Linked DNA regions of Mus musculus: region 1 is linked to region 2. A link is a loop called in an ENCODE intact Hi-C map of the cell type or tissue named here. Cell type or tissue: heart. All regions are shown on one strand.

Region 1 (8,000 bases), 95 kb before region 2:
CATCTTGCTCTTTCATGGTCCTTGTCAGTCGCGTCGGAACCCAAAGTGTATTATCTTCAACCTGTGGAAAAACACAAATAGCTCCCCTGGAGCTGATTAATATGGGATCCAGACCATACCATTTATTATCAAGGACATTTTTCCACTTGACCATTTCATTGGGCGGTTGAGGCCATTGTCCGTGCCTTTCAGCTGGTGATCTCCCAGCATCATCCAATTTTTAAAAATTAAGAGTAAATATTGTAAGGGATAGAGCCATCTTTGGCGTCATAGCCTCTATTCCCCCTTTGAGGGAGGGACTTTTAAACTTGAAGTATTCCTTCCAGAAGAATACCCAATGGCAGCACCTAAAGTACGTTTCATGACCAAAATTTATCATCCTAATGAAGACAAGTTGGGAAGAATATGTTTAGATATTTTGAAAGATAAGTGGTCCCCAGCACTGCAGATCCACACAGTTCTGCTATCAATCCAGGCTTTGTTAAGTGCTCCTAATCCAGATGATCCATTAGTAAATGATGTAACCGAGCAATGGAAGGCCAACGAAGCCCAAGCCTCTAAGCAGTGGGATATACTATTTATTTACAAAGTAAACAGCTAGGACTTATCTGTTTAGTCTTTCTTGCCAGTGGCTAGCTTCAGCTTATGAATTTCTCCCTTGAATAGGAGCCAGGTAATGATGTACGTGCTCTAATATGTTGAATATAAAAGGGGTGCTCACGCATCAAAATACAATCTTGTATTTTCATCAAAATTTTAGATACTGAACTGTTAGTCAGTTTTAATATAACATGAACAGTGACTAATTACACTTTCAATTGTTTCTCTAGAAGAGATATTGTAAGTAGAATGCATGAAAAGTTATTATAGTCACATGTGTATATTAATCAGAAATAAGAGAAAGTCTTTAAGTTGTCTCTGCAAATAACTATCTTCTAGGGAAAAACAGCTTGAGTAGTAAGTCTAAAACCCAAATAAATATAAGGATCCTGAGTTTGTATCTTTTCAGGAGCTATCTGTAATCTTTATCAGTTAAAGCTTTATGTAAACCTCTATAACACAAAAGCAAATCCTGGGGGTCTTTTCCAGGCAACCCAGGACAATTTAACTGCCCAAAAACAATCTTAAAGGAACAGTTTTTTTTCTTATAAGTTGCATAAGCAATTTCAAGCTCTGAGATATAATATTGACTATTAATATACAACTTAAAGTTTGATTGTTCAACATCTTTAAACACCATCTTCAGCACACAATTTATCTGTGCTGAAACAGGAGGAAACTCAAAAGAATAAGCGTGTGATTCAATTCACATATACTTTTCTCTCATAAAGGCTATTTTTTAAATAGTAAATGGGATGCATGCATGCATGAATTTATAGAAGAGATAGGAGCATGCATGAAAATAATTTTTTAACTATCTTAGGATAATGATTATCAATTTTACTTAATATGATGATATACAATAGATCAAACATCAATATTCTGCAATAACCAAATTAATGGCTATTTGGAACAAGGAAAAGGCACTTATACACATAAGCAAACTCTGTACACTATAACTTTATATAAAGTAGGCAAGTCAAATCGCAATGTCTTGATAAATTTCACAGCCTGATTGACCTTTTATAAACTTTGAATTTAAACTTTATTTAGAACAACATCTGGCTAGGTTTGTAACAAGGCTCTTTCAGCTAAAAGAAAGGGAGGGAGAGCTGAAGTTCCAGGTTTCTCCAGTCACAGTTTGTGAAACAAAAGAAGTGCCACACAAGCCTAGCTAAGGCTGCTCCCCTCCGAGCTCAGCCTTAACCCAAATGCAAACTTTTCTCAATCTGAACACTCTGCCAGAGTCCTGGCCCAAAGATTATCCCTATTTTGAAGTATCCTTAAAGACCTGTTTTCTTGGGTTCGTTCATGTTGTTTAGAATGACTCCAACCCTGAGTTCTCAATTTTAAGCTAATTTTCTGTTACAAGCAAAAGGTTGCCTGCCCCTTTAAGTGGTCCGGTTGCAATCAGTCCTCAGCAGGGCTTTTCCAGCTGTACTTGACTTCCAGTCATAGTGCTTATCAGTTTATGCTGTGCAAACTGAGACTGCTTTTTAAACAAGTTAAAGGATGGACAGCTAGCAGATAAAGTTTTAACCATTTATATTTTTCAACATGAAACAAAGAACAACAATCATTCAAACAACCAAACAAAAACAAACATGAATTGATAGACATATGAACAATTCGGTGCACCAAAAACAGACAATAGACAGACAGGGAATAGAACTTGATGTCTCAAAGGGACACAGATATCCTAACCAGAGCTAAGAATATCTCCATAGGAGCCAGAGAGGAAGCAGGACGTCTCCCATTTTCCTTCTGTTCCCAGGAGAGAGCTCTGAAATAGCTTATTTTCATTTTTTCTCTTTTTTGCTAAAAGATCCCAAACAGGGGATAACTGCTTTTCTAAAACTTACTTTCTCTCTCTCATGTTCAGAGTCTACTTCCTTATCTCCTCCTTCTGGGAATACTGCCAGAGAAGGGGGAGGAGGCACCATGGCTGCTTCAGATAGTTACTCCTCTTTCCCTGAGAGCTATTTTTAAGCCTTTGATGAAGGCTGCCTCTTTAGCCAAAGTCCTCGAGAGGAGGGTAAATTGACTTAATTATTTGATCTTCATTTTTATATTATCCTTTGTATCTTTATATTTTATATTATCTTTTGTATCTTTATATTTTAGTTTCTTTTCTTTTTCTCTTTTTATATTTCTTATTTTACTTATTTTTCTGCGTGCATCTTCTTTTTCATTTCTCTCTGTTTCTGATATGCCTTCCTGGTACTCCTGCAAAAGTCAATGCCCTTCCTTAACAGCTGGTTCACATTTCTTATCCTGGATAGACTGGCCAGTATCAGGACAAGAAAGAAAACAAGCAACACAACCCCAGCAACAATTACTGGACCTAGTGCGTAGGAAAGCATACCTCTCAGAGACTTACATTAATTTCTTTTTACTTACCGGTACCCCTGTTCCCCAGCTGAAGAGTTCTGAATCCACGCAGTTGAATCCTTCTCAACAGACTGCTTTATGGGAACACTTCATTAACCACCCAATCCCCGTGATGCAGTTCTGAATCCTCCTATAACAGGGGGTCTTCGCTTGTGCCTGAAGATGTTTCTTATCCTGGGTTTCGGCACCACTTTGTGGGACGCCCTACTCGCCAGCAAATAAGATGCCACAACTGGATCCTTCTGCAACACGTTTATTAGGAGAGCATTGACTGCGTAGGCGAAAGACCCCGAGCCCCAGAACTGGCACTGCTTAAATAGGCCTAGGAGAGGCGTGTCTACACCTGTTTGGTTATGCTTTCAGTACCCCTCCCACATGCCTTGGGCCAGGCAGTGACTAAGCAAAAAACTCTTATGCACATGCGCACATTGGTTGTTTACCCATATTCAGGGGCGTCGGCTTACTGGAACCTGTGCCATCTTGTAATGACGTTTGTGGCTTCCCATACTTTACTTTCTGGCTTCCTGTGCCAACTTCAGAAGTAAGGAATGTCAGGCCCAGTGGACCCAAGGCTGGAGGATGCAGAGGCAGGGTGATGTAGTCTTGCTCCATTTTTTTTTTTTTTTTGTCAGCTGTTTCCCAGGGTTCTAATGTCCCTGCCGGTGGCATTGTCCCAGATGTGTGTTGGAAACTCTTACTTGATGTTCCTTAAAATATTTCAATCTCTCTTTTAGGGATTTATTAAAAACAAATGGAATGTAAGCCTGCTTCAGTCTATGTTGCTATGACGAAGTGCCTAAGACTGGGGAGGTTATAATCAACAGAGACATGGAGGCTGGGATATCCATGATCAAAGGCACCAGCAGGTTCAGTGTCTGTTGAGGATCTCTTTCTCATTCAGGAGACCATGTTAGATGTCCTCACATGCAGAAAGAAGTAAGAATGGATCTGAGCATGTGTTCATTGCCACAAGAGTGGAAGATTAGGCCCTTGGATAAAGATCCTGACCCCCCACTCACTGGGAACCCATGAGTGAATAACCCAACAGAGGCTTATCTCTTAGTGCTCATCACACTGACTAGTAAAATTTCCCACATGAAGTTTGGCTACAGTACCAAACAACCCCTACATATTGTTATGTCACTTTGAAGAGAAAAATTGAGCATCTGGGAGCACAAAGGACGGGCAAGCCAGCACCTATTCTGTAGTAATTGAAAACATTCTTATGTCTTTTGTTTTTGTTTTTCCAGACAGGGTTTCTCTGTATAGCCCTGGCTGTCCTGGAACTCACTTTGTAGACCAGGCTGGCCTCGAACTCAGAAATCTGCCTGCCTCTGCCTCCCAAGTTGCTGGGATTAAAGGCATGTGCCACCACCGCCCGGCCATTCTTATGTCTTAACGGTTATTAGCATGCTGCTTAAAGCTCATAAAATGCGCCCTTCATGGGAATGCCCAGATTAGGGTCTATTAGAAAAAAAGATTCAGTCTGGCTTCATTCTGCCATAAATATCAAACTTCGAGCATTACAGTTGTACCCAGTAGGGTAGGGCTGGCCTTATGTCCTTCGATGCCACCACTGGACCTGGTTTCTCTCAACGAAAGCTTCCTTGCCAGTCCTTCAATAGGAGTGCCCACTTAAGATGGGAGAGAGTAGTGTAGGCACCTCCCCTCAGCTCTACAGATCCTCTTGGGTGTTGATTCCATTATGGCCCTACAATAATAGTCTGTGTGACGTGTTTGTTCTAGAAAGCAGTAAGTGAACTCTTTCTCAGAGGAGTTTATAGGGGGAAATGGAGAGAGTAGGAAAGATGGATGAAGAGACCCAAGGTCAGTGTAAGGCTCACAGGAGTCAGCTAGTAGATCCTAAAACTTACGTGCAGGTAGAAGCAACTCCAGTTGCATGGTAAAGAAGGAAGAAGAAGTGGCAAGGTGGAAATGGCTGTTTTCAAGCCAAGGAAAAGGTGTATGGAAAGTCCAGGAAGGGGAAGTATTAGAGAGGGATGCAGGCAGGGAGCCCCAGATAGCCGGCAAGCTAGTTTAGACTGGGACTTAGAGCTTTAGGATTTGGCAGAAAGAGATAAAGCTTACCGTTATGATAAGGGCTTTAGAAGCCCCATCTAGTGAGTCCTTTATCAAGGGGGCAGTCAAGAGGCCTTAGGCTCCAGACCAACTGCTTCCCCTGAGACAAAGGGGAACGGCACAGTCATGCATGGACTTTACAGACAGTCCTGAGGCAATGTGAAGGGCAGTAGATGTGACAGCGGAGAGAAGGCAAGGAGGTAACCTAGACTCCTGGGACAGTGACAGCTTAGCCAGGCTAAGAGGGAGGCATGCGGGATAATGAAGAGGGTCACTACTTTGTGGACTCTGTCTGTGTACATACATGTGTACATGGGTGCTCAGCAAATCATTATATCCCCGGGAGCTGGACTTATGGGTGTTCGTGGGCTATATGATGTGAGTGGCAGGGGTCTGAACTAGTGGTTAGAAAGTGGAATGGCGGCTGTTTACAGCATGAAGGATTTCCCAAGATTAACAACTTTTTTTTCCCTTGAAAATAATACTATCAATATCCAAAACTTCATTAGAAAAAATTACACAAGATTAAAATCGAGGTCAAACTTCTCAGGAAAATGGAAGAAATGAATTGATAAGGCAGAGACTGGGGAAACACTTGCAAAATGAAGCCATCTGAAGTTGATTTGGTGGCCTCACTTACCCGCGCCTGGATCCCAGTTCCCACATATGTGAACTTTTAAGGTCAGCTTGGGCTATGTAGTGAGAACTTGTGTCAAAAACAAAACCTAAACACTCACCAAGAATGAAAGCTTATCTAGCAAATGATCAGAGTGCAGGATACATGAAGGTATCACACCCAACAATACAATGCCAAGGCACACAGTAGAGAAATTTCAAGATTTGTACATTTCTCTACAAGAGAAGCCCACGTGTATCTAGTAAGAACATTTGAAAGCCCTCAATGTCATCATCGGGAAAATTAAAAAGTAAACCACATCGAGATGTCCTCACAGGTCAAGTTTAAGAAATGTCAGCAGGGCCATAAAGTTCTTAGAACTCTCCCAAGTCTCAAACAGTGCTGTGGGAGAAGTTCACATATGTGGGAACCAGGATCCAGGCCGGGGTGAAAGACACAGAGTCATGGTCCCAGAAAATAGACTCCAGAGACCAGCATCAGTAAAGGTATCATACAGCAGCAAGCGTTTGGCCCAATGGGGAATGAGCTCTGGAGTAGCCAACCATCTTACTGTCACTATCGAGAGGTGCCAGGCTCCCAGCATCCGAGGGGACTTCCATAAAGGTCGGGGAATCAGTCACCATCCTGTTCCTGGTCCCATTCAGATATTCCTCTAGTTTGCTAGGATCCTTTATTTTGTGTCCTGAGGTATGTCATAGGACATGGGCACTCATACTATTAAGGTGTTATGGGAGTCTCCCTCGCCATCCTCCAGGCCCCACCCACACCCATAGAGCATCATGAAGCTAACCATATCCTCATCCCAACTCTGCAGATTTATTTCTCTGTTTACCCTCAAGAATGAAAACTGATGAACCCTGAGAGTCTAACCAAAATGCTCTCAGCAGGTTTCTCTGTAATAGAAGTTGGGAACATTTTCAACCACTTTCAACATTTTCTGTACTTACACAGCCATCAACAAGCAAGAACACGGAGAATCCCAAATCCTTTACAGGAGCAGGAAGCTTGGAAGAGTGTACTCTGTGTACTCACGTACACGGAAAATGCTAGAACCACCAAAACTACCCAGAAGGGGTCGGAGAGATAGCGCCATTGGTAAAATATTTGCCTTTTAAGCCCGGGGACCTGAATTCAATCCTCTGAACTCGCATTAAAAAGTTGGGTGTAGTAGCATGTAATTGTTATCTTCCAGAAAAATGTGACCTTGGTCCTTCAGTGACAAGGAACAGGATCCAGCTATGAACCTGACCATGAGGACTTAAGCTTTGTGGTACCCAGGACTGGGGGCCTGTCTGCTTGCAAGAGGCCTCCTGACCCCTGGAAGCCGTGATATTGCCTGTCGCAAGTCTTTTAGTTTGTGCTGATTCATTACGTAGCAATTAAAAAATAATTGGTCACATGTTCGGTGCCATAGGAAGACAATCGGGCATTTACTATTCCCAGGACATACCTGGAAGTAAGCTATGGGCTAGAAGGAAGAGAGTGCTTGAGCTCCTTGGAGCCAGAACTGCAGGAAGATAAGGAAAAAGCCTGGGAGAATGTGTTGCCTAAACTGAACCAAGAGGTGGGGTTTATTTTCACAGGGGGTTTGGTGCAATATGGGAATTCACAGGCTTTCAAAGCCCCCATACTTCTGTGTCCTCAGGTGGGATTCAAAACCTTGCCCATGGAAAGAAGCTGTGATGGTTTGTATATGCTCGGCCCAGGGAGTGGCACTATTAGAAGGTATGGCCCCGTTGGAGTAGGTGTGGTCTTGTTGGAGTAGGCGTGGCCTTGTTGGACTGGGTGTGGCCTTGATGGAGTAAGTATGCCACTGTGGGTGTGGGCTTTAAGACCCTCATCCTAGCTGCCTGCAAGCGAGTCTTCTAGGAGCCTTCAGATGAAGATGTAGAACTCTCAGCTCCTCCTGCACCATGCCTGCCTGGATGCTGCCATGCTCCCACCTTGATGATAAGGGACTGAACCTCTGAACCTGTAAGCCAACCCCAATTAAATGTCCTTATAAGAGTTGCTTGGTTATGGTGTCTGTTCACAGCAGTAAAACCCTAACTAATACAGAAGTATCTGGCACACCCAGAAATGCCACTGTGATGCCATTTAGTCAGGAAACTAGGTGCTTTGAGCATCATCTTGTGTACTTCTATGTGAGGTAGAGCTTTATTCCAAACAGATGTCAGGGACAGTGATGCAGAAGCATCGCAAAGCAATAGAGTTGATCTTATAAAAGACTTGCTAATAGATTTGCCTAGGAGTCATTAAACCACATAAAGAGGAATTCAGATAAGGGAACATA
Region 2 (8,000 bases):
TCACAAAAAGAACACACATGGTTTACACTCACTGATAAGTGGATATTAGCCCAAAAGCTCGGAATACCCAAGATATAATTCATAGATCACATGAAGCTCAAAAAGAAGGAAGACTAAAGTGTGGGTGATTCAGTCTTTCTTAGAAAGGAGAACAAAACACTCACAGGAGCAGATATGGATACAAAGTGTGGAGCAGAGGCTGAAGGAAAGGCCACCCAAAGACTGCCCCACCTGGATCCCATATATAGTTACCAAACCCAGACACTATTGTGGATGCCAAGAAGTGCGTGCTGATAGGAGCCTGATATAGCTGTCTCCTGAGAGGCTCTGCCAGAGCCTGACAAATACAAAGGTGGATACTTGCAGTCAACCATTGGACTGAGCATAGGGTCCCCAATGGAGGAGTTAGAGAAAGGACTGAAGGAGCTGAAGGGGTTTGCAACCCTGTAGGAAGAACAACAATATCAACTAACCAGACTCCCAAGAGCTTCCAGAGACTAAACCACCAACCAAGGAGTACACATGGAGGGACCCATGGCTCCAGTCACATATGTAGCAGAGGATGGCTTTGTTGGGGATGCCCCAGTGTAGGGGAATTTGATGGTGGGGAGGCAGGAGTTAGGGGGTGGGTGGGGGAGCACCCTCATAGAAGCAAGGGGACGGGGGATGGGATAAGGGTTTTGGAGGCTAGGGGAGGAACCAGGGAAAGTGGATAACATTTGAAATGTAAATAAGAAAACATCCAATAAGAAAAAGTAGGATAACCAGCATGGATTGGCATGGTTCGAGAAGCTCCAGAAAGAAGACAGACTTGAATTGTTGAACTAGCAAAGGTAGACTTGGAATGGGGTGGTGCACTGCAGTGAGGGTGTAAACTAAGGTGTAGATCCAGAGGCAGGTTGTATTCAATGGGGTAGGAGTTAGAGAGAGAAAGAGAGAGAGCATAGGTTGGTCACAGGGCTAGGGAATTCATGCTGGCTTTGAAGAAGGGAGCCCTGAAGCCAGTTGCACGCTCCGAGCTTAAGGACCTGGATTTCATTTGCAGTACCACTGAAGGGAAGTCCTGGGGATCTTGAGTGGGTTTATGTCAGCCCTATGTCAACAATCAAAGCAGTTTTTAAAGATAGAGCTATTTTAAGACACTGAACTGGAATTTTTGAGTCTCTAGAGTGAGCTTGCTTTTCAGAGAGTTCGGAGGTTCACTGATAATCTTTCTCTTTCTCTAGGGAGGAAGCATAGCAATATCTCAGTTCCCTGGGAAAATGAGTTGATAGTGAGGCATGATGGGAATTTCCCATGATGATCATCATGGTAATTCTGGTGGGAGGAGGCCACAAGCCAGGAGCTTGCTCATATAAGTCTATCTCTCTGTGTATGTGTGTGTTGTGTGTATGTATGTATGTGGTATGTATGTCTGTAGTACATGCATGTTATATGCATGCATGTGTTCTGTATATGCTGTGTATTATGTTATTTGTATGCATCTATTTAAATGTGCATTGCATGTATGTCTGTATATAGTAAATGTGTTGAATCTCTGCATGTGTGTTATGTTTGTATATTATATATATGTCTCTCTGTGTTGAGCATATGCATTGTCTGTGTTAGTACATGTAGTGTGCATGCATATTTGGAATGCATTTTGTCTGTATGTCTGTGTACATGTACATGTTATACATGTGTTGTATGTATAACTCTGTGTGCATGTGTGATTCATATGTGTGTTGTATGTGTAACTATGTGCATGTGTGCTTCATATTTGTTGTATGTATAACTTTCTATGTGCATGAGTACTTCATATGTGTGTTGTATAAATATCTGTGTATGTGTATTTTGTATGTGTGTTGTTTTTTGTCTGTTATACTGTGTATTGTATGTACATGTGTGTTTGTGTGTATTATGCATGCATGCTATATTTATGAGTCTTTGTGTGTAACATATGAATGTTATGGATATGTATTTGTATGTCTGCATTTATGTGTGTGTTATGGGGTATGTGTTTGTATGTCTGAGTGTATGTATGTGTTGTTTATGTCTCTGTGTATAAATATGTATCCATACATGTCCTGAGAGAAATAATTACTAGGTTTCCACAGCTTTGGATACAAAGCTTTCTCATTTGGATTGAGCGGCACATGCATACATGGGTGGTTTGGTACAATGAACATTCTAACTTGAACTTTTAAAGAGGTTGGTGAGGAAAACTTACAGTCAATGGACAGGGCTTGGGATTCTCACTGGAAGGGAACATACTTAGGAGCTAAAAAAATGCCTTCTGTACTTGTAGCCAAGAGTTAACTAAGCTCATGAGAAGAGGAAGATGCCAGAATAAGGCACACCAATATCCTTTCTGGTCTGGTCCGTAAAAGGGTCTAAAGGTGGCTATCTTTAGTAGCAGGTACAGATTCATCTGTCCCATGGAATGAGTAGATACCCTTTCATCTTGCCCTTAGTGTAGCCCATGGATGGACTGAAAGAGTGGGAATTGTGTGGACAAAGAAACGAATTATCTGCTTTATTAGAGTTAAAAGACTGGACAGGGACAGATGTGCCTAGGATGTACAATGTAGAAGCAGGAGTGTTTATGGAAGTTTAAACAGACATGGCAGATTTGTGCCTGTTGGCACACTGAGCTGAGAGGATGCTAGCAAGGACCTGTGGGAATAGAGATCACACCTTAGACCCCAACAACCCTGACAGCTATTCTTCAGTTCTGTCCATTTCTGTGAGACTGTGCTACAAAGTTAGCTTCCACCCGAGCAGACTGCCTTCTTTCCCCCATGTGAGCGTTCTATATGGGGAGATGTTAAAGAGGCCTCTTGGGAACTGGAAGTGTGAAGGTTTGTTCACACCGTGAGCGAACTGCAAGTCATACTCTGGCTGGGGAAAGAAGTGCTGGTTTCCAACAGGGGAGCTGACACCGAAGGCTAAAGAGGAGACACCCCGGTGGCTGAGAAATGTCCCAAACTGAACTCCAGAGAGTCAGCATCTGCATGTAATTACTTAGGGTGCATAATTCTCTTATGGGTGCTCACTTAGTAAAGCATTTACATTTACATTCACAGCTCATTAGGCGGCTTGTGGATTTGATTTGAACATTTTAAGTGGGATTGTTTTTAATCTTTGGAGGCACTATAAACCCACAGTCACGCTCAACTGCTGCAGACATTTGGAAGGAAAAGGAAATGTCAAAACTAGTTTGTTTTGCCTCCTGGGAGGAGTTTTATAAAGCAGGGGGTAGAAGTGACCACGAATAATCCAAGTGGGACATCTGTCTCATCTTCTTCCTTTGGGAACCCAAGGCTTTTCTGCAACCATCAGGGCCAAAAGTCAAGTGACTTGCAATGCTGATGGGGAGAGAGCAAAATTAAACGTGACTTTGGAGTTGTTATAAAAAGAAATCATAAAATAACAGAACTTTCTAACAGATGTTTAATTTTAAATAGTAAACACTGCAGACTTGCTGGAGACTGTCAATGGGTTGAGAAACCAATTCCATCTCTTCCCTTGGGCTCTTGCACGAATTGTGATGGGAACTGCTGGTCTTTAGCGAAGCAGTCAGCACACGAGAGTACGCCATCTAAGTGGAAGTTTCCTTTCTTTAGGAAACAGAGACATTTGCAATTTATTCATGGTGCCAGGTGTTCCTTAGCTGTGTGCTTTGGGACCCGAGTTCAGTGCCTGTAGTTTTCCATTTTTTTAAAATGGGAGAACTGTAAAATGAGAGACATGTGATGGGGCCATGCTTCATGAAGCCAGAGTCTCCTTGATCGCCTCTGGGCACATCTGATTTCAAATCTAAGTGCTCTTTCCCTGACCTTGATACTTAGGTATGGGTCTGATAGTATGAGTCACACATGGGACTGGTGCAAGGAATGGTCTGGTTTTCCATACTGGAGATGGCTAGATAATCCTTTGCCAGTTGAGGAACTGTTCACATGGTTAATATTGGGATAAGGACATAGTTGGGGTGGGGCACAGTGACAAGTACTTCCGACAGATTTGTACCTAAAAACCGTGCTTTTTTGACTCAGGGAGGGTGACTGGGGGGAACCAGATAGAATAAGGACTGTGTGGAAATTACCTTAAGAAGGTTCGTCTCAAGTTCAAAATAACCCTTTTGATGGCTAGCTCCAACTCCTTCTCCCTAGGAATAGGCTCCTGCCACCATCTTCTATGACGCCACAACTAATTGATCATAAAGGGTTGGATCAATGGTGAATGCTTGACCCAAAGCCACTTAGGATTCTTGCCTTGGAATTTTGTCTTTTCTTTTCTTCTTTTTTGTTTAAAGATTTGTTTATTTATTTTATGTTTATGAGTACACTATAGCTGTACAGTTGGTTGTGAGCCGGGATGTGGTTGCTGGGAACTAAACTCAGGACCTCTGCTTTCTCCAGCCCCGCTCACTCTGGCCCAAAGATTTATTTATTGTTATATATAAGCACACCGTAGCTCTCTTCAGACACACCAGAAGAGGGCATCAGATCTTATTACAGATGGTTGTGAGCCACCATGTAGTTGCTGGGATTTGAACTCAGGACCTTTAGAAGAGCAGTCAGTGCTCTTAACCACTGAGCCATCTCTCCAGCCCCAGAATTGTCTTTTCTTTGAGATAGATTAGCACTATATCCCTCTGGCTGGAACTTTCTGTTAACCAGGCTGGCCTCATGGAGTTCCCCCTCCCTCTGAGTTGCAAGTACCAGGATCAAAGGCATATATCCTATCCCATCCAGCAAAGATTTATTCGTTTACTATTTTATGTCTATATGTATATACTTGAGTGCATATATGTGTACCACATAAGTGCAAGGTACCTATGAAGGCCAGGAGAGAGTGTTGGCTCCCTGGAGCTGGAGTTACAGGTAGTTGTGGACAGCCTGAGGTGGGTGCTGGGAACCGGATCTGGGTCCTCTGCAAGAGCAGCAAGTGTGTTTCACCACTGAGCCATGTTGTCCAGTTCCTTGCCCTGGAACTCTGGAGAGGTCAGCCACCATTGTCTCAAGTGGTCACTAGACCTGACAACTGAGGACATCATCCTCTCCCCTCCCTTCCCCCACCGAGTTGCTGCGAATACTTATGTGGGAAGTAGGGAAGCCATGCATGAGAAGCCACAGAGCAAAAGCAATATACTGTCACTCTGTGGACTCAGAGATCCTGTTGGATTGTTGTCTTGGGGGTTCTGAGATAGTCTTGTGTCCTTACAACAAACCCCTGTTCACTCCAAAGCCAACTCAAGTCTCTGACTCTGATTTCGATTAGAGTATTTGTGGTGCATTTTCTAACACCATATTTTCCTCGTAGGCATAAGTATAGCCAGCGACCATGTTGGCCTTACGGGAGATTTCCATCTTTTAAAATTAATAAGGAGTGGAGATCCTTTTTGGACAGTTTTGATCCAAAGCCCAGAATCTCCACCATGTCTTCTTATTCTCTGCTAAGACAACAAGTATTCCATTCCCCAGCTGCTGTCTCCATGGTGATCAAGATTCCTCTACAGCATCTGTCTGGCAAGGGCCACACTGCGTACACAGCTGCAGGTGTGTGGTACGCAGAGTGAAGCGTGTGCAGGCGGTGTCAGGAGGGCCGGCAAGGCCACAGAGGCTGCTCTGCATTCCGTGAGTGACTTCTGTATCTGCCTGCCTTTTGCTAGCGCAGCAGAGCGAGGTGCAGACAAGTCCGCACAGAAAATTAGCTGTAATTTAGGTAATATCTCCAATGCCCTGCCAGTCACTTGATTATGTGATTGAAAGGAGTATTTCGTTTGGAGATTTGCAATTTTCTGGTGCTATTGGCCTTACCCAATTGCATTTCCTGTCATTTATCACATTGTGAGATACCAAGACAAACTTACTTCTCCTTACATTTATCATATTACAGGGAGAATGTAGAGGCAGGTTTAGCCAATTGCTTTACAGCAGACAATGCCTCTTCCTTTGTGGAGGGCATTGGACAGCTTTCTTTCCAAGGATCTCTCTTGGGCATATTCTGCATGGGGAGGATTGCTTCTGCAATGATTTTTGAAGTTGAGATTTTTCTCCTTAATGACAGCATTGCCTTCTAAAAAGACTACAGAGTGAGTGAGCCCAGAATGACAGCGAGGCAAGGGGGCTCCCTTCTCCTCCAGAAACCAAGAGCAGCAGTGCTAAAAGGGACAGCTGAAGATACAGCAAGGTGATAATTTGAAGATGCTTGGACTCTGACTTGCTCCATCATAAATTGGACCATGTAAAAGTCCTTTAAACAAAGGGGGCTTAAATATTTAAATTAGGAAGCAGGTAAAGACCCCGTGGTGCCCTGCACGCAATCCACCCCCGCCCCTGTACTCCCCCTTGCTGGCCATTAGTTACGGTTTAGCTCATACATGGACTGACCTAGATTTTTCCTTTCCTCTGTAAAGATGGCATTAAAGAATAATTTAATCTCTAGCCCTTGGTGCTTTAATTGAGCCTTTCAAGTAGTTAGTAAGTAGCTGGTCCTTGCATCAAAAGCTTATGCTTGTCAAATGTAGATTTATTTCTGAGCCTCTGGACCAAGACTTCTGAATGGTACCATCAGGGGCTGGAGAAGCCACTTTCAGGCAAATGTAGGCACACCACAGCCTCCAATGTATCCCTGGATACAGCTAAAGTAACCCAGAGAGAACTGGAAACTTCAGGATATCTGGCTGTACCTCAGGTTGATGAAATGAGAGCTGTTTTGTCAGCAGCCTTAAAGGTCTCCGAACAGTCCAAGGCATCCTCTGCCCCAGTGCCTCACTGTGGGAAGAAAGCAGGAAGACTCCTGGAATCCAGCTCTGGACTGGATTCTAACATGTATGCTCTCATGAGGCCTGGCTGCCTGCATGGGTGAACAGCCTCTGAAATAGAGACAGGCACCATTTGAACTCTGGTGAGTCGGAGCAGTTGGCTGATTATAGAGTGTCTTTAATTTTGAGATTGCTGTTGCTTTTCAAGCCAGGTGTAAAGAGAGAAAAGCTTGTGGGAGTTGCTCAGTTTCCCAGCCCTGACCAGCGCAGAGGAAGGGAGCCCAGTTCAGCAATCAACCCCTAGTCCCTCCCCAGAATCATCCTATCACCTCTCTTTTAGAATTTGAAGATGTGCCGTCTGGGTTGATCATCTTGACATATTTGCCTATCTATTGTTTAATTCTTTCTAGAATGAAAGTTTTGTAAAGGCAAGCCTGTCCTACTTAGAACGGGACCTGACACACAGTAAGTGCTCAACTGATGTTTGTTGAGTGAATGGAAAAATGATTTAGAGTATATCTGCTAATATTAGTGTTGTTTCCACATAGATGGTTCCTCATCATATGCTTCTTCATCTATCAGTGTGATTTTATTTTTACATTTTTTTTTTTTTACAATTAAAAGATCCAACTCAGGTAAAATTCCAACTCTTTGTTTTTTCTATTATTCTATACTCAAACTATGTCTTCTTTTTTTTTTTTTTTTTTTTTTTTTTTTTTTTTTTTTTTTTTTTCCATTTTTTATTAGGTATTTAGCTCATTTACATTTCCAATGCTATACCAAAAGTCCCCCTTACCCACCCACCCCCACTCCCCTACCCACCCACTCCCCCCCTTTGGCCCTGGCGTTCCCCTGTACCGGGGCACACAAAGTCTGCGTGTCCAATGGGCCTCTCTTTCCAGTGATGGCCGACTAGGCCATCTTTTGATACATATGCAGCTAGAGTCAAGAGCTCAGGGGTACTGGTTAGTTCATAATGTTGTTCCACCTATAGGGTTGAAGATCCCTTTAGCTCCTTGGGTACTTTCTCTAGCTCCTCCATTGGGAGCCCTGTGATCCATCCATTAGCTGACTGTGAGCATCCACTTCTGTGTTTGCTAGGCCCCGGCATAGTCTCACAAGAGACAGCTACATCTGGGTCCTTTCGATAAAATCTTGCTAGTATATGCAATGGTGTCAGCGTTTGGATGCTGATTATGGGGTGGATCCCTGGATATGGCAGTCTCTACATGGTCCATCCTTTCATCTCAGC

What was found. Hi-C counts contacts between places; a loop is a spot of excess contacts. Peaks named below come from ENCODE experiments on the same cell type or tissue, not always from the same donor. Only the 100,000 strongest peaks of a DNase experiment are listed, where the experiment ranks them.
Region 1: it touches region 2 in a loop (2.9-fold over the local background); 2 of 42 quality-filtered maps call a loop at or near these places.

What each region holds. Positions count from the first base shown.
Region 1 is chr10:66,683,896-66,691,895 of GRCm38, reverse strand. No RefSeq gene overlaps it. Among named protein-coding and RNA genes, the nearest start is that of Gm31240, 58 kb to the left of the region's middle. In heart, no CTCF peak of the experiment used is centred here; no DNase peak of the experiment used is centred here.
Region 2 is chr10:66,588,505-66,596,504 of GRCm38, reverse strand. No RefSeq gene overlaps it. Among named protein-coding and RNA genes, the nearest start is that of Gm40677, 80 kb to the right of the region's middle. In heart, no CTCF peak of the experiment used is centred here; a DNase peak (open chromatin) is centred at 3,314.